Linked DNA regions of Homo sapiens: region 2 is linked to region 1. Evidence: chromatin loops called from intact Hi-C (ENCODE). Cell type or tissue: ascending aorta. All regions are shown on one strand.

What was found. Hi-C counts contacts between places; a loop is a spot of excess contacts. Peaks named below come from ENCODE experiments on the same cell type or tissue, not always from the same donor. Only the 100,000 strongest peaks of a DNase experiment are listed, where the experiment ranks them.
Region 2: it touches region 1 in a loop (2.1-fold over the local background); 6 of 110 quality-filtered maps call a loop at or near these places.

Annotation. Positions count from the first base shown.
Region 1 is chr4:147,101,572-147,106,571 of GRCh38, reverse strand. No RefSeq gene overlaps it. Among named protein-coding and RNA genes, the nearest start is that of TTC29, 160 kb to the right of the region's middle. In ascending aorta, no CTCF peak of the experiment used is centred here; a DNase peak (open chromatin) is centred at 2,811; H3K27ac peaks cover 1,295 bases.
Region 2 is chr4:146,942,893-146,947,892 of GRCh38, reverse strand. It overlaps TTC29 (tetratricopeptide repeat domain 29), which reads left to right and starts at 2,029. Exons shown (of 13, transcript NM_031956.4): 1 at 2,029-2,184; 2 at 2,816-2,862. It overlaps TTC29-AS1 (TTC29 antisense RNA 1), which reads right to left. Exons shown (of 7, transcript NR_188447.1): 2 at 4,902-5,000; 3 at 2,339-2,462. RefSeq lists a silencer at 1,897-2,036. In ascending aorta, no CTCF peak of the experiment used is centred here; a DNase peak (open chromatin) is centred at 1,962; H3K4me3 peaks cover 1,267 bases.

The DNA of each region.
Region 1 (5,000 bases):
TTAGGATTTCCTTGGCTATTTGGGCTCTTTTTTAGTTCCATATGAATTTTAAAGTAGTTTTTTCTAGTTCTGTGAAGAATGGTATTGGTAGTTTGACAGGAATAGCATTGCATCTATAAGTTGTTTTGGATAGTATGGCCATTTTAATGATATTGATTCTTCCTATCCATGAGCATGAAATGTTTTTCCATTTGTTTGTGTCATCTCTGATTTCTTTGAGCAGTGGTTTGTGATTCTCATTGTAGAGATCTTTCACCTGGTTGGCTGTATTCCTATGTATTTTATTATGTTTGTGGCAATTGTGAATGGAATTGCATTCCGGATTTGGCTCTCAGCTTAGCTATTGTTGGTGTATAGGGATGTTAGTGACTTTTGTATTTTGATTTTGTATCCTGAGACTTTGCTGAAGTTGTTTATCAGCTGAAGGAGCCTTTGGGCCAGGGCTATGGGGTTTTCTAGATATAGAATCATGTCATCTGTAAACAACAATAGTTTGACTTCCTCTCTTCCTATTTGGATGTCCTTTATTTCTTTCTCTCGCCTTACTGCTCTGGCCAGGACTTCCAATACTATGTTGAATAGGAGTGGTGAGAGAGAGCATTCTTGTCTTGTGCTGATTTTCAAGGGGAATGCTTCTAGCTTGCTCATTCAGTATGATGTTGGCTGTAGGTTTGTCATAGATGGTTTTTATTATTTTGAGGTATGTTACTTCAATACCTAGTTTGTTGAGAGTTTTTATCATAAAGGGTGTTGAATTTTATCAAAAGCCTTTTCTGCATCTATTAAGATAATTATGTGGTTTTTGTCTTTAGTTCTGTTTATGTGATGAATCACATTTATTGATTTGCATAATCCCTGCATCTCAGGGATAAAGCCTACTTGATCATGGTGGATTAGTTTTTCTATGTGATTCTAGATTCAGTGTGCCAGTATTTTGTTGAGGATTTTTGCATTGATGTTCATCAAGGATATTGGCCTGAAGCTTTCTTTATTTGTTGTGTCTCTGCCAGGTGAGGTATTTCTAATAACCAAGATTCTTTGAAATTTCAAGAGGAAAGACTGGCAGTTTGTGGAGTTTACCTAAGGGAATCCTTGCCTAACTCTCCCCCTACCAGGAGAATGTTAGAAGGAGAGAAAAATGAGAGAGGCTGGGTGAGACATACATGTCCCCATTTTTCCTCTTTCTGGTCAGGAGCCAAGGGAGGAGAGGTGTTGGGTCGAAGGATGAGAAAAATTTGCCCAGTTTGGAACCCTGTAAGGAGCTTCTGTATAGAGTGACCACCTCAACATGGGATGGTGGAGGGGGCAGGATGGTCGCAGCTGAGCACTGAGTAGCAGAACAGGATTGAGCAGAAGAAGGGCCAGGTTTAGCTTTCCCAGGTATTTTTGACACCTCTGGGATGTGAATGGAACTCAAACAAGCCCACAGGCCTCCAAGGAGAGCCAGTAAATGGGCCAGGGATCTGTAAAAGGAGAAGGGTAAGGGATGCCCTCACAGCTGAGTGCACAGCCTAGGCCAAGGGCAGAGGGAAGAGGAGGGGCAGACTCTGACAGGCTGCAGCACTTCCTCATGGCAAACCCAAGCCTGGAACATGAGGAGGCTCCACAGAATCCCACACATGAAGCCAGGAAACGCAGCAGCCTTTCAGTAACAGATGTCAGCAGGAAGCCCAGAGATGGACTCGTCACAATTTAGTGTTTAAATCCAGCCTGAACAAGTCACTGTGCCTAAGGGGCCAATGAGGGTCCAGAGGATACCTCTTGTCTCCTCTGTCACCATCTGATCATATAAGCCACACTCTTTGCTGATAAAGCCAGAGATGATCTAGAGTGACATTTAAGAGACTGAACTTGACCTCATTCATGACCTCAGAGATGGAGCATTTACCAAAGGGATATTTTAAATTATTGAGTCAGACTATATTAAGTTTTTTTCCCTTTCATTATCCATCAGGTAGAGGCTTATGAGAAAGATAGACTCAATTATAAGGAGGAAGTGGAAATCTGTACTTTCTTTACACATATTTATAGTGTGAATAAATTTGTGATTTTCTATGCTATTATTAACCAAGGGTTTACACCCAGGATCTAGACATGACACGCTGGTAGTGCTTTTTGATGAGAGATGGTTTTGACATTACATATTATAGTGGCTTCATTCACAATGTCAAGCCTAACTCACACTTGTGTTTGGCATTTATCTCATTAACAAACAAAATTAGCCCAGTAATTTTCACTGGCAAATTAAGAGACCATGGGACTTTTGTAGGAAAACAGGGTGTCAATTTTAAAATATTACTTTTAGGTAAGTTGCACTTGAATCTCATAAAATTTACCTTTCGCCCTGATTTGATATGATCAAATAATATTTGGTTATTTGATAGTATTAATACATGGCAATTTTTAAAACATCGCTCCTAACCAGTTTTAGAATTTCCTCTCACTCATCTTTTAAGGAAAATAGTTCTGTGATTTGTTCATGGCCAATGTTAAAGGGTCAGGTAGCACTATAGATTAAGGGAGGCAGAAAATTTACAGAGAAAAAACTATTTCCATTGTTATGAATTTAATGTTGGAAAAAACAATTTCCATAGTTATGAATTCAATGTAGCTCCGCGCCCCCCACCCACCAAATCAAATGCCTATGGCTCACACGGTTTTCACGTGTGTTCTACATTTCTCGTTGAGTCACAGACGGGAGCAGTGAACCCTGAGGAAACTCAGTACACATTCTAAGGACAGTCACGCCAGAAGCTTGCCTCCCCAGGCTTCATGCAGCCCCAGTGAGTCAGGCAGAACTTTCCCAGCAAAGCAGCCTGTGTGTCACAGTGGACCAAGGCGAGCTCCTGCTGTTATAAATAGATTCTTAGTGGGACTGGGAAGGGCATGGAGACACCAGAAAATATAGCAGTTCTGGGTGGGGTGGCAGACTGAGGACAGAAAGTGGTAACAGACTATGATGCAAGTTAAATTGATGCCAGAACCTAGGCTTCTGCTATTAACAGTGTTTCCTTTCTCAGAAGGGACTAACTGGGCAGTTCTTTGGCTCCAACTGACTTCTACCCCCCTTGCTAAATCATTTGATTTCTGCTGGCTCGCACCCTCTTTGCTTCTTCCTGGCAAGCTCTTGGGCTGATTTCCAATCGCTTCCCCTTGTGGGTACCCTTTTCCAGGGTTACTTGAGGTCGTGCAGTTGTTTTGTTTCTTCACAGACTTTTAGGCAAAGTTATTCCACATGGCTCTTTAAAGGCCACCCAAACTACAAATTTCTTAAAAATATATGTGCATATACATGGGGAAAAATCATAAATTTGAGTAAAAATGTTCATTATAAAACAAAGCTAAAAAAAAAAAGCCAGTGGCCCCCACACCAAATCTGAATAGACTACATGGTCCAAATTTTGTATTATAACCTTATAGGAATAGATTATGTTTACATTACTATACAAATGCATAGACAAAACTACAATAGCAATATAAAACCTGGAAGGAAATATAAGAAAATATTTATAGGAATCTACCTCATGTAGTACAATTATAAATTATTTTTATGGTTTTCATTATAATTTTCTTCACTTTCAAATTTCTATAATGGTATATATAAGTTTTATAGTAAAAACTATTTAAAAACCACCAGTTGTTTTTTTTTGTTTCCATTTTTACATCAGCTAGTACATACAGTTTTCTAAAACAGCAATAGCTGTGTGCAGCTGGTGGTATATGGTGGGTGGGGTGGGTGTAATATAGGAAGAGGAATGTAGAAAAGAACAGTATGTTCAGAAGAAATGAATTGAGGCTCTTGCTTTAGACATAAAGTATTTTACACAAATTGCCCAAGACTTCTCATTTACAGTCGGTCACAAGCTATAGTGAATATTGGCTGGGTTTTGGCAATGCTGAATGCAATTTTGCCTTTCTTTTCTTTCCTTTTCTTTCTTTTCTTTTCTTTCTTTCTTTTTCTTTTCTTTTTTTTTCTTTTTTTCTTTTTCTTTTTTTTTTTTTGAGATAGAGTGTCGCTCTGTCACCCAGGCTGGAGTGCAATGGCACGATCTCGGCTCACCACAACTTCTGCCTCCCGGGTTCAAGTGATTCTCCTGCCTGAGCCTCCTAAGTAGCTAGGATTACAGGTGTCCACCACCACACCTGGCTAATTTTTTTATTTTTAGTAGAGATGGGGTTTCGTCATGTTGGCCAGGCTGGTCTCAAACTCCTGACCTCAAGTGATCTGCCCTCCTCGGCCTCCCAAAGTGCTGGGATTACAGCCGTGAGCCACTGAGCCTGGCCAATTTTGCCTTTCTAACAACAATTTTCTTTTCAGAAATTAGTTCTCACCCAGTCTAGTTTAACTGTTATCAGGAGCCCCATACTTACTTAGACTGGGGACAGATACACAACCCAAGTCTAGTTATTGAAATGTTCTTTTTGCTGTGAATTTGAACTATGAATAGAGAGACAAAAGAACTGAAAAACTGATTGTAACTCCATTAGGTCCTGGCAGCACCTTGTCATTCCCGCTACCTTGTCCAGGGCCTGCCTTGCTATGTGCCTGTTCCCAAGTCTAACTAAATTCCCTGCTGCTTAAGTTAATCAGAATCAGTTTCTTTTGCTCATGCCTGTGTCATACAGTTATTTTTACAGCTTGACTGGGGCATCTCCATGCTGACCTCCATGAATGCCTGGATGCTTTGCTTTGACACTTGGCCAATTTAAGGTCAGTGGGCTAACTAACCAACTAATCAGTGATTTGCAATGCACTGTTTACAGTCCAGAAGTCCCCTGGCGAAACCCAGGGCCAGAATGTTTGTTGATAGCTTTCACCTGGTGTGACCAGTTGCCTGTCTTGGCTAACAAAGGGGTGAGGGGTTTGGGGAGACTGCTGTCTAGAGGTTTTGAGAAGCCAAGTTCATATCACAAGTCTTGGTTATTTAATCTGGAGAGCAAGCACCTCCTCACACAAATCAGAAGAAACACAGTGCCTGGAGATGTCTCAGATTCCCAGT
Region 2 (5,000 bases), 160 kb after region 1:
TCCTAAGATGTTACTTGGGGATGTGTTTAGTAAAACAAGAATGATTCAGAATAATTTTACTGTAGAAATTGATGATTGAGATATCAAAAACACTTTGAGAACAATTATGGGGAGCAGTTAAGATGGATTGGCTTCCATTAGAAAATTGTCTCTTGCTTCTTTAGGGAGCTGACCTAACCTAAAATCATTTCTCCAGAGCAAGACTGGAAGAGGAAACTTTAGAGGTTGTTATGTCAGTAATAGCATTCAAACTATCAGTTGTGTCACCTGACCTTCCCCCTAGAATTCTAGGTGGAGAAGATTGAGGAAGCAATGAGAAGAATTACACAAGGAAGAATCTGTTTGAAAAACCACTCTATTCTGTCATTCTGTTAATTCAAAAAATATTTTTGAGCACATACTGTATACTAATCCTTGCATACGGTACAAGGGAATTCAGAAAACAATAAAACAAAGTCTCTGCTTTCAAGGTACTCACAATCTTTCAGGCAAGTTTGGTTCCCATAAGCCAAACACCATGCAAAGTTATACTGATAAAATCAAGGTAGGTCTAAGAGAAAGGAGGCGAGAGGAGGAGAAATTAATTCTGTGTAGTGAAAGGAAGAGGTATTCTGGAATCCTCAAAACTTTCAGAAAGGCCTGAGTTTCTAGATAAAGTTGCAGCTGAATCTGGCATCCTTTGGTTTTCATCAGTTTCCTTTTTTGCTTAAGCCCGTTTGTGTTTTCTGTCACTTGCAAACAAAGTTCTCTAACTGAAGGAATTCTATGCTAAACAGAAGGAGAAAGAGAGTTAGTCAAAGAACTTCTAGTGAAAAAACAGCAAGTAGGAGAAGTAAGTCCAAAGAAGCAGGAAGGAACTACCTAGAAAGCCAACTAAGACAGCCTCCTGTGAGAAAGGAAGGTGCATGGAATTCACAAACAGACTCTAAGTCAGAAAAAGCAGCAAGGACTGGAAAAGAATTCACACAGGTCACAGTGGAGTGTGTTAAGGTGATGCTGAAACTGGAAAATAAACTCATGAGAATAGAATGAGAGTCTTACTGGTGTGGGGGATGGGGTGGAGCCCAATTACAGATAGTCACAGTGCTCATTGAATGTATAATGTAAACATACTTGGAAATAATTTAGTAATTTGTTACAGCAAATGAGATGTTAGAATGAAAGTGTGGTTATGGTTGATATGCTTGTACTCTAAATAGAATCGATTTATGGTTAATAGAATGATTCGTGTGAGCAATATCGCTGGCTCGTTCTCCTACAATGTGTGTCAGTAGACAAGGAACAATAGCCTAACTTTCCAGCACTTCTGTATTTTAGAAGTAACAAGTGGCAAGCCTCACTCTCTTGCCCCATATATATATGAGGGAATGAGCAAGGAATTTCACTTCCTTGCACTCATGTCTGAGAGAAGAGATGGAATGATGGGCCGAGATTAATACGATGATATTTATTTAGTGTAAATATAAAACCCTGAGTTTCAGGTAAAAATGCAAAACAAATAAGGACAGATGCAGGGAGATTCTCTGAAAGAGACCTTGAGTATTTAGCGAACCACAATTCAAAATTGAATTGTCTGTGGGGACATGACAGGAAAAGGCATTTGTGGTGGGTTCTGACTGCAAGAGAGGCTGAGGAAGAGGAGAATGAATGACTTAGCTAGATGGATAAATTGGCTTCAGGTCACGGGGATCATGAATGCCTAGCTCAGCGTTTTCCCATCAATCCTGTGGACAAAAGAGAAATGAAGAAAAAGCATTGAGAATGCAAGGCCACGAAAGAAATGAAAGTGGCAAATTCGAGCCTCTTGGGTTACGTGAAAATGCCTAAAAGCGAGCTAACTTCTGAAAGCAGCCCTGCTTGAAAAGCCTCAGCTATCTGGGGGCCCCGCCCGGCCGTCAGTAAGCTCCACCCCTCGCCAGACTCCGCCCCCAAGCCCGAAGAGTCTGGGAGCTGCCCCAATCCCGAGGCCCGGTTTAGCCTAACTCCACCCCCGGCCGTCATGCCTCGCCTCTCTGTTTCCGTGGAGACGCTCTCGGCGTCCCCTGTCTCCGCTCCGGCGGAGCCAGGCTTCGGAATCACTGAGAGAGGAGGGGGCAGCGCCAACGCCCAGCACCTGCCGCCGGTGGGGGACTGACTTCGGCGGAACGGAAAACTGGAGTTGTTTCCCTGGGCCAGTGCACCGAGGTTCGTGACGGCAGGGGCGAGGTTGGGACCGGACTTCCTCAGCTCCTTGGAGAGGCAGGCTGTTCTTCAGGCAGCCCCTTCCCTGACCCCTACAGCCAGCCCTTCCTCCATCAGTCTTTCTCAAGCTTCCTCAGTCCAGGCCCTCGCCACTTACCTCAATAAACGAATTGAAAGAGAAGTAGGGAAAGGCGCCAGTTCCTCTTGCTCCCCAGTTCACCTGACCCTCTGAGGGGAGTGAAAAACTAGGCATAGGATAAGTCCTTTAGTCCTGTTGAGAACTAGGTGGGAACAGAAAGGGAACTGAGATGCTCTCCGTTTTTGGCAAAGATAACTGTATCTCGTAAATTTGAGAGAACAAATGGTTATCCCTAATGTCACATTTGTATTGAAATACATCAATACATATACATATTTCAGATGTTTTGGCATTTCACTGATTTAGTGATTAGTTTCTCTCATAGGATCTATACTTGGGGATTTTCTTTAAAAGTTCATCTAAACTTAGATGGTAGGAAGTATTTGTTGTAAGAGTGAATCTTATTCCATGACTTGGAGCGGGGAGAGGAGTTACACTACTGAATGATTTTAAATTTTTCTTCTTTGCTATTATTCTTTGCTTCCTGATTTTCAGGCTGAAGTCTATAAGCCTGGAGAGACCATCAGCAGTAATCTGCAAATGTAAGTCACGTGAAATATGGCTTGCCTTCAAACTCATTTCCTGCTTGATTTTGTGATTTAGCCATCAATGTCAGCTGGTAGGAAATGTGTGTTTTCTATTTATTTTACTAAACAACCTATCTACCCATGAGAGAGTGCCAGAAGTGTCCAAAAATTATGATACCGAGAATAAACATTATTACTGACTCTTTATAAACTTAATTATGTTTTTTTTTTTACTTAGGGAGCATAATTAGTGATATTTCTTCTGTAGTTTTCATTAAACTTTCATAGTAAAAGAGCTTGGATAATATGAAAAGTTTTAATTCTTATGAATGATTTTTAGTAAAATCCTACTTGTTTTGAACTCGTGATGATGTATAATAAACTTGCTTACTGTGGTTTACTGGCTTTATTTCTCTAATCTCAGTTTTTACTCCAAAGTGACTGAACCCTGCAGACACTGGTCAGCCTCAGACATAGTCATTCTCCAAGTAGCCTCCATTTACATAGTAGTAGGTCTCCCTCCTTTGTGTTTCCTGATAAAGGCATCTCTGGGGATAGAGGGCAGGAGAGTTACTCTTTGAAGAATTTTACTTGGGGGCCAAAAATTTAAGCTCACACCATGGGACACATTCAGCCTGACCTAGCACTCTCAAACCTTTCATCCTGTATTTCTCCATTTTCATTTGTCTTTGCATGTGGGGGCCAAACTTAGAGATTGTAGCTGTGATACAAGAGCCAACCAGCAGATCAAAGAGTACACCAAATTTCTTCTGAATACCAACAGTGGAATGGCTTCAGGCGGCCTTTTGATCTTTGTCTCAGCACCCGATGATGCCACACTGTAGCACTGCCCACTTGCTAGCACTGGCGGAGGTTCCTGTGGGTCCTCCTAACAGGCTGATTCAGCCTGAGCTCCTGGGGCTAAGCTCATTTGGTAGCAGCCAAAGAGGTATCTTTCATTCTTCTTCTTTCTTACTCACCTGAACCTGAGCAATTTCCCTTCCTGCAGCCACACCATCTTGTGTGTTTTCCCCTGAGATGTTGATCTGGGAGAACCCTAAGGAGGTGCCATAACTAGTGGTGATATGCTCCATTTATGCTACAGGCCTGGGTCAGTCACCTCATAGCACTAGTCCCATTCTTCATTGTTGAGTCTAAATTGGAGCTCACATGGGAACTGAGAATGCTGTCTGACCAACACCAGGAAAATGATGCAACTCATATTAACAAAGACCAAAAGGCTTTCTTTACAGGTATTTAATTTAATGGAAGTACTGCAAACCCTGCTTGAACTTGTAAGGCATAAAAGATGGCAATTACTTAGATAAGAAACTAATTTGTTACAGGACCCCTTTAAATATTTGCTGCATTCAAAATATTAACTCTGTCATAAAATTCAGATCACACATTATCTGTTGTGTAAAACAAAATACCTTATGTGGCCACGTATTGATTCTGAGAAACAAAATTCACTTTCCCGATGGGCATAGGTAAGGTAGGATGTGGGGTTCAGAAACAAAGAGAAAGCCTGTTCAACTTCCATCCTGACTCTAAGCTTAAACTGTCCAACATAGATTGATTGAGGGATATTTTTTCCAACATGCTTTTTTTTTTCCACTTTATCATTCAGCTCTGATAACTTTTTTTCCACTTTATCATTCAGCTCTGACCACCCCCCATTCAGAGTTTGTGCCTTGAGGCTTGCCAGCAGGGCTTGCAGTACTTACATTAAACTAAATTTAAGAGTAAAGGTGCTCCTGCTGCTAATGTTCTCAGATCAGAGGAGAGCAAAATGAAGGAACTGGCAGCTGAAACTTTAATGGTAGGAAACGTTGACTCAGAATTTTGAAAAAAAAAAAAAAAAAAAAAAAAAAAAGCACAGTTGATCTGTATGACAAAGAAGACATATCCCTCTCCATGTATGTCATTTGCATTTGGTTTCTATTCCATGCTTACATTTTCTAACAAAAATCATCGAACTCAAGTAAACATCAAAAAGGATAAATTTTATATAACATGCTGGTATGCCAACTTTGGTGGGGAGTTATACGCACCTGGATGAGCTATCTTGGCTGGATCAGCACCTCTGGGGGCTGCTCTCTTTTATCTGTCTACAAATAGCTGGATGTTCTTAGTATTCAAGGAAATTGCAA